2 separate regions of the Homo sapiens genome follow, and region 2 is linked to region 1. The links are chromatin loops, found by intact Hi-C in ENCODE. Cell type or tissue: mammary epithelial cell. All regions are shown on one strand. Links, peaks and the distances in the headings refer to the core of each region. The heading gives the core; the rest is flanking DNA.

Region 1 (4,399 bases), core at 283-4,282:
GTGAAACACCTTCTCTACTAAAAATACAAAAATTGGTAAATTGGTCAGGCGCGGTGGCTCATGCCTGTAATCCCAGCACTTTGGGAGGCTGAGGCAGGCAGATCACAAGGTCAGGAGATCGAGACCATCCTGGCTAACATGGTGAAACCATGTCTCTACAAAAAAATAAAAAATAAAAAATAAAAAATAAAAAAAATTGGCCAGGCGTGGTGGCGGGCACCTGTGGTCCCAGCTACTCGGGAGAGAGGCAGGAGAATCGCATGAACCCGGGAGGCAGAGCTTGCAGTGAGCCGAGATCGCACCACTGCACTCCAGCCTGGGTGGCAGAGTGAGACTCCATCTCAAAAACAAAACAAAACAAAACAAAACAAAAATACAAAAATTAGCTGGGTGTGGTAGCACATACCTGTAGTCCCAGCTACCCGGGAGGCTGAGGCAGGAGAACTGCTTGAGCCAGGGAGGTGGAGGTTGCAGTGAGCTGAGATTGCACCACTGCCCTCCAGCCTGGGTGACGGAGACTCTGTCTCAAAAAAAAAAAAAAAAGCTGCCTCCTGGGAAAGCCTTTCTGATGATCTCAGGTGACTCTCATCCCTCTGTACCACACTACCTTGTGTTACTGTCTCCTTAGCATGGCCATTAGGTCCCTCCTTTTGCAGCAAAGTGCTGTCTTCATGAGGCCAGGAGCCTTGCTGATAGGGGTCCTAGTTGTGTGCTCAGCTTGAGACATGGTGGGGGCTGGGAGCCCCCCCAAAAAGGCCTAAAATGAATTTCTTGAGTATTCTGGCAGACTAAGTTTAAATATTTAAGAACGATTTGATGGCCAGACATAACACCATCATAAAGAATTATATTTCTTGTATACACTTATACCATTGATGTTCTTTGATGTTTCTTGTATACATATATACATACACCATCATAAAGAACGTGAGTTGTAAGTAATTGCATTGTATGGTTTTTCTTTGAGAATTTGGTGATTTTCCTCCAAAATTTAACAATTTTAATTTAATTTAATATTTAATATTTAATAATAAATTTAATTTAATTTTTAATAGTTTTTTTAAGCCAATTGGAAAACTCTACTATAGATCCTATATATAGAAAAAAATTATAATACCTTTTTTTTTGAGACAGAGTCTCGCTTTGTCGCCAAGGCTGGAGTGCAGGGGCACGATCTCGGCTCACTGCAAGCTCCGCCTCCCGGGTTCAAGTGATTCTCCTGCCTCAGCCTCCCAAGTAGCTGGGATTACAGGCACACACCACTATGCCCGGCTAATTTTTTTATTTGTAATAGAGGCAGGGTTTCACCATGTTGGTCAGGCTGGTCTTGAACTCCTAACCTCGTGATCCGCCAGCCTCAGCCTCCTAAAGTGCTGGGATTATAGGCGTGAGCCACCACACCCAGCTTAGAACCTTTTTCTGTAAATATTCCTATTAATGTAAAAAATCATTTTATTTTATGGTTAAAACAACACAATTGGGACCAGCTATCTTCAGAGTTTTAGTTTTTTAAAGCTCACATTTTTACCCTATTTCTGATATTTCTTGTCTACACTTATACCATGGATATTTCTTGTATACACTTATACCATTGATGTTCTTTGATGTTTCTTGTTTACTTGTATAGCATTGATGTTATTTAAGATTATTTTATGTGCTCTGTGGACAGATGCTTCTAATTTAATGTTTTCATTAAATTCATTTGTGTGATTTACAATTTATGACAGATGATTCTGACTTCCCAGTGAGTGACAGCAATTTTCCTTTTTGAGTAAATTTATTTAAGTAAAGACCTGACTCATATTAAAGAAAAATATGAGTACAGGGTAGTATTGACATGATATAGCGCCACAATTCTGAATGTGGTATCTAAATGACTAATGTCTGGGAAATGCTTGAAACACCTACACTGGAGATGTATAGCCAACCAACCGAATATCTTCATTTTTGTATCAATATTTGGTACCTGCCAACTTTTTAAAAATTTTATTTTAATCCCCTCCTGCTTTGTTACATTTTTGGCAAAGAGGGAATGGTCTATGGATGAGGGTTGAATGCTCGGTTCTTTTTTTTTTTTTTTTTTTTTTTCTGAGACAGAGTCTCGCTCTGTCGCCCAGACTGGAGTGCAGTGACCGGATCTCCGCTCACTGCAAGCTCCGCCTCCCGGGTTCACGCCATTCTCCTGCCTCAGCCTCCCGAGTAGCTGGGACTACAGGCGCCCGCCACCACGCCCGGCTAATTTTTTGTATTTTTAGTAGAGACGGGGTTTCACCGTGTTAGCCAGGATGGTCTCGATTTCCTGGCCTCGTGATCTGCCTGCCTTGGCCTCCCAAAGTGCTGGGATTACAGGCGTGGGCCACCACGCCCGGCCTGCCTGATTCTTTAGGAAATAGGTCTTCAGGACCCCCACACTTAATCCTGGGATGTGAAAGTGATAAGTCTCAGTCAACTTAGGTGCAATGCCTTATCCAGGTATGAATGCAGTCTTTCCCTGAGCTGAATAAAACTCAAGAATCAAAGACTCTGTTCTTGCTTTCTCAATCTGCTGTTGTCTCCACTCAGCTCACTTCCTATGGAAAGGACTCAGGTATGGGGCAGAGTCACTTCCTGCACCACACCATCAGCAAAGCTAGCTCCTCTTGGCTGGCGCAGGCCCTCTGGCTTCCCAGCTATGAGGTCACGCCAGCTGAGAATTCAATGATCTGTCTTAACCACAGTGACTCATGCAGCCTCTGGTTACCCTGCGGCTGGGACCCAGTTCCTGTACAGGAAGACATATTTTAAATGATTACATGAATGACGGAGAGTGCGCAGAGGGCTTTCAAAGATTTGGAACAACCAGCCGGAAGCGCCAAAACTTACCCGGGTTTGTTCAACCTCATTTGGTTTGAGAATTAGAAGGACTGGTCCCGACGGGTGCTCTCTGACTACTGCTAAGAATCTCTCGTCCTTTCTAGCAGTGATGGCCTGGCGGCCACACTCAGCACAAGTTAACGATTCCAAGTGCAGGAAGAAGTAAGGAGTGAGAAATAAGAATAAAATAAAAAATAAAATCCCCCTAAATTGTCGCAATTTGAAAACTTTTCTCAAATCCTCAAAGGAAGATAATTGTCTAAACTCCAGGGGCAGCTCGAGGCTCAGAAGAAAGAGTGTAGACTTATTCTAAAGAGAATGAGAGTGAGGACTGGGCACCAAACGTGCGCTAAGTGCCAGCACGCTCATTCCTTTTATGTAATCTGCTCCTCTCCTCCATTGCGTTTTTTTCTTTTAAATAGACTTTATTTCAGTTTTTGGTTCACAAGAGATACAGAGATTTCCCATATACCTCCTGTTGCTTACACATACATGCAATCACCCCGTTACCAACATCCCCCACCAGGGTGGTACCTTTGTTACAACTGAGGAACCTACATTGACCCATCATCACCACCCAAAGTACATAGCTATGTCAGTGTTCACTCTTGATGTTGTACATTCTATGGGTTTACACAAATGTACAAAGACATGGATCCACCATTATAGTATCCTATAGAGTAGTTTCACTGTCCTAAAATCTTCTGTGCTCTGCCTATTCATCCTTCCCTCCTTACCCCTGGACACCACTGATTTTTTTTTTTTTTTTTTTTTTTTTTTTTTTTTTTGAGACAGAGTCTCGCTCTGTTGCTCAGGCTGGAGTGCAGTGGTGTGATATTGGCACACTGCAACCTCTGCCTCCTAGGTTCAAGCAATTCTCCTGCCTCAGCCTCCTGAGTAGCTGGGACTACAGGTGCATGACGCCACGCCCGGCTAATTTTTTTGTATTTTAGTAGAGACGGGGTTTCACCATGTTGCCCAGGCTGGTCTCAAACTCCTGAGTTCAGGCAATCCACCCGCCTCCGCCTCCCAAAGTGCTAGGATTATAGTCTTGAGCCACCGCACCCAGTCAATCTTTTTACTGTCTCCATAGTTTGCCTTTTCCAGAATGTCGTATGGTTGAAATTGTACCATATATAGCCTTTTCACACTGGCTTCTTTCACTTTATTATAGGCTTTTGAGATTCTCCCATGTCTTTTCATGGCTTGTTAGCTTCTGTCTTTATAGTGCTGAATAATATTCTGTTGTCTGGGTGTACCACATTTTATTTATCCATTTGCCTACTGAAGGCAGTCTTGGGTGCTTTCAAGTGTTAATACTTATGAATAAACCTGCCATAAACACCCATGTGCCTTTTGTGAGACATAAATTTTAATCTCCTTTGGGTAAACATCAAGGAGTGGGATTGCAGGATGGTATGCTAAGAGGATGTTCAGTTTTGTAAGAAGCCACCAAACTGTCTTCCAAGTGGCTGTTCCATTTTGCATTTCCATTGGTACTGAATCAGAGTTCCGGTAACAGAGTTCCCCAGTACTCTTGGAAGCA
Region 2 (4,399 bases), core at 170-4,169, 60 kb after region 1:
CCTGGTCTTATAACATCATTTCCAGAGGTGTGATCACCAAAAAAGATGGTGCTCCCATAAAGATCTTTGTGCTTCTGCAGGTGGATAATGATCCAGAAGTCAAAGCTTCTTCACTTTAAATAGATGCCCTGGGTGGCTGATATCTGCTCCTGCTCCCGACCGACAAAAACTGGTGCCAGTGGGATGTCTTATCCCACTGATAATATCTTGTTTTGTTTATAGGGAGAACAAAGAACTGTGGGCATCGGAATCGGGAAGACCTACTGCCTTTAGGAAAAGACAAGGTATTTGGAGACTGGAATTATTATTGTTACACAAGTGCTAAAAATTTTCTCTGTCTGCTCCTAACTGTTCTTTCAGTTAACAATATTTATTGAATACCTATTACGTGCCTGACACTATTCCAGGTACTCATAATACATCATTGAATACAACAGACAGAGTCCTGCCTTCTTGGAGCATACATTCTAGAGCATATACAATAAACAATAAGCAGAATAGGCAAATTAACATTGGCCCATCTGTTTTTATTGTGCTTCTTCCATAATATGTCCCAGGAACTCAGGTTTTCACAACACGGTCCCTGACCTGAAGAAAGAGGCACACATTCCAATAGTTGAGCCAGATTGGTTAACAACAATAACAAAAGCAAAGCAATGTGATCATTAGATCATTATTCAGGGTATATTCTTATTGTGCATCAAATGTCACAAAGTATTTATTATTCCCAATGGTGTCACTAAGGGACTTGTGAAAGGTTCTCCTCCAGGAAGTTGGGGAAGGCCCCTTGCTCTCTGAGGCCATTAGATCGGTGTCCTGGAAAACAAGTTAGAGGGAAATGGAGGGGAGCATTTAGGGCAGGGAAACCTCAGGTGGAAACAGGTAGAGGCTAGGAAGGCAAGATAGAAGTCAAATTATCAGGGGCAGACGAAGGCGAGAACTTGGGTGTGTGTCTGAAAGCCATCTAAAGTCCTACGGTAAGCAGTGGTAAAGGACGTCTAATCTAAAATGCTTCCAAAACAAAGGGGCACTAATTTAAGAGAATGATCTGGGCCCCGAGGCCCTAGAAGCCTGCCTGACTCACAGTGTGCCTTCAGTAGAAATTTATCACATGAATGCGTGAACTAGCGCCCAGGCTGCGGAAAGATATGTCCTCAAAATGCAAGTCACAATTATTCCATTTTCTGATGGGATGGTCACTTTCCTACAACGAAGCTGTGTTTGGAAAGCCTGGCAAAGAAACAAATTAGATTTATGGCTATGCCTTTGTTTCAAAAATGCTGTCATCTTGAAGGCACAGTTCCAGCATCCCTTATGTAATATTCTGCTCCCTGTCGGAAGGGGTTATCTAAGGCAAGTAAGAGAGCAGGGTACAAAGGATTCCAGGACAAATATTCCTTGTCCAAGTAACATAGTCCCAGGGAGAGCATGGGATCACGTCTAGATGAGGCCAGATTCAATGTTCAGGCGGCTGTGAGGATGGGGCTGATGGAGACAGTGCAGGTGATTGGTTCGCTAGCTCTGCTTTTCCATCCATTTGCTCTGATTCCAGACAGGGCTGGTCCTTCTCTTTGGAATTATCTCCAAGAACCACTGTTGAAAGATGCTTTCAGGACTTCTCTTCCCAGGTGGGAGAACAGAGGCAAGGGGTGTCCCCTCAGCAAACCTGGCATCTTTACCTGTGAAGTTGGGACACCACGGCCATGAGGACAAAATGAGACAACACATGGCAAGTGCCGAGTAAGGGTCCTGGCCCTTATGATAGAGACAGGAGGCAGCAAGTGTCCCCCCACAAAACCCTGCCTTCAAGCCTAAAACAGCCTGAAGGCTAAAAAACCAGACTTCAGGTCTCAAATGAAGCCCACACTTTCCTGATTCTCTCTGAAAAATGCCCACCTGCACACTGGGAGGATGGGATGGAACCTCGGGAAGTTCAAGCCATTTGCGGTGATAGGAGTCTGGTCTCTCCTGTTTCTGGGAGCTGACCTGAGATTCAATCTGTGAGATTGGGGCCTGTTAACATGAACCCCTCTTGCTTTGCTGAGAGTCTTCTTCCTTTTCACCCAATAAACTCCATTATCCCCAGCCCTTCAAAGTGTCTGCATGGCTTATTTTTCCTGGTCATGTGACAGGAACCTGGTTTTTTTCTACAACACTTAGTCAGGTGGTTCTCTTCTTTATTCCCTACTGTCCACTGAGGAATGAAGGACAGATGTCCTGGCTTGGACATGGGTATAATATCTATCTTGGTCATTTGGGCCAATTCAGTGTCTTGGGTACAGGGTCATCCATCTGGGGGACTGGATGACATGAAGTTGAGTCAGAGAAAGATTATGTGTGGACTTGCTATTGTTGCACTGCAAGCAAATACACCATGTCAGTGGTACACAACAATAAACATTTCTGTCATTCCTGTGGCTGTGGGCTGGCTGGGGCTCAAGGCACCTACGGGTGGGGCTCTGCTGGGTAGCTCTGCTGTCAGTGTTTGGTGCTCTCTTTCTGGGCCCTGCAGGTAAGCCCAGGCATGTTCTTTTCATGGTGATGGCAGAAGTACAAGAAATGAGCAGAAACATGCAAGTTCTCTTAAGGCTGAAGTTCAGAACTGGGATACCATCACTTTCCTCTCTTGCTATTGGCCAAAGTCAGTCTCCTGGTCAAACACAAGAGTGAAGAAATTTGCTCCACCCTTTAATGGGAAGAACCACAGACTCATAAGGCAAAGTTCTAAACACAGGGCTAAGGCTGAGAATTGGGGCCAATAACTCTATCCACCAAAGGTGATATTTTTGTAATCTCTTTATTAAATGAATTATGTCAACACACTTACTAGACTAAGGGAGGGAAAATTACCTAACAGTCAACAACCATATTAAGCACATATTTAGTCATTTACTCAACAAATATTTATTAGATACTCACTCTGAGCCAGGCACTGTTTTAGGCCCGCATTACCATAGCAAACAAGAAGGACAAAGCTCTTGCTCTGGAAGACAATAAATAAGTTAACAACAACAAAAAGTTTAATTTATGATAATACAAAATAAAACAAGAAGTCAAGTGATAGCAACTACGTGGTATGTGGAGTACCTTTAAATAGTGAGAACATGTCTGTTCAACAAACTATGGATGATATTTATCAAACACCAATCAGACATCACCATCTGATGATCATAGAGTTTCTTATTCTGCCAAAACTGCAATCCATTTTATTCTCAGCTTAAATGACTGTCCTTCCACTCCTTTCTCTATAAGTAAGATGAAGGAGAGGGAATTAATTTTACACATAGTCTTTCTCTTTTGTAGAATGTTTCACCAGAGTTTAGAAGACTTATAGTCTAGAATGTACATTTTTTAGTAGGAATCCTGAGTGCCATGTTATATTTTTTCCTAAACATCTTTTTGACGAACAGTAATCATGGTAGAAAACTGGCCTTTATACATCAGTATCTTATGTCACACGGTATCATCAACTTTATGCAACACCCAACCGTAGTAAACAGCTGAACTCCAATGGCAGGATTAGTATGATTCTAACCAGAGTTCCTGATCCATGAAACCATCCAGTGAGATAATTACACTGAGAAATGAGTCATCTAAAAGACAGCCTAAATGAAGTTGTTATATTGGATTATTCAAATGCTTAACAATATTCAAGTATTTGTTGGCTTGACAAATCCATTTATATATTTGATATTATAAAATATCCATCTGAATACTTGCACTGTGTGGTCCTAATCATGGCTTCATGACTTTGGGTCCATTGGGACTTTGAGTTGCTTCCATTCAAGGCATGGGTCTGGTGATGGTGCCTCAGATGCCTCTCCATTGGGTTCTGTAAGGTCCCTGGAGCTGCTGTTAACAGTGGAGGTGTTTCACAGCAAGGAAGCACAGAGGAAGTTAGGATCAGGAATGGACTGGGCACTGGACATGGTTAAATTCTGCATTTTTCCATGACAGGATAATCGTGAAGGTTCTACTCCATCCCTAATCAGGAACTCTAGCTCCCTGCAATGACACTGGCTCTTCCCAGGGCCCTAGAGCTCTGGCACTCCTGAACATCCTTGGTGAGGTCCAGCTGCTTGAATACTCAGTCATGTTACAATTATATTGTCTCAAAGCCATGAAAAGGCTGTGAACTCAAGAGGATGTCTTCCACTTACAGTATTTATTTATTCTTCTTCCTTTCTTTTCTAATCACCCCTGAAGCGGCAATCCTCCCACCTCACCCCTTCCACATATAGCATCTCCAACTCTGAATAGTCAGCGAAAAGGAAAAACGAGCTTTCTGGGATGGGCTGACAAAAAACAGAAGCACCTTCCACATAAACATGCACACACACACACACACACACACACGCTCACATATACACATGTTATTGCATGAGTTTGGTTCCTGCTT

The links. Peaks named below come from ENCODE experiments on the same cell type or tissue, not always from the same donor. Only the 100,000 strongest peaks of a DNase experiment are listed, where the experiment ranks them.
Region 2: a loop joins it to region 1, with 9 times the contacts of the local background. A loop is called at or near these places in 2 of 110 quality-filtered maps.

The regions. Positions count from the first base shown.
Region 1 is chr19:31,212,599-31,216,997 of GRCh38, reverse strand. It overlaps a transcript of TSHZ3 not described here. Among named protein-coding and RNA genes, the nearest start is that of LINC01791, 47 kb to the right of the region's middle. In mammary epithelial cell, for the core only: no CTCF peak of the experiment used is centred there; a DNase peak (open chromatin) is centred at 2,687; H3K27ac peaks cover 1,956 bases.
Region 2 is chr19:31,152,241-31,156,639 of GRCh38, reverse strand. It overlaps a transcript of TSHZ3 not described here. Among named protein-coding and RNA genes, the nearest start is that of LINC01791, 13 kb to the left of the region's middle. In mammary epithelial cell, for the core only: a CTCF peak has its summit at 2,522; a DNase peak (open chromatin) is centred at 2,529; H3K27ac peaks cover 2,062 bases.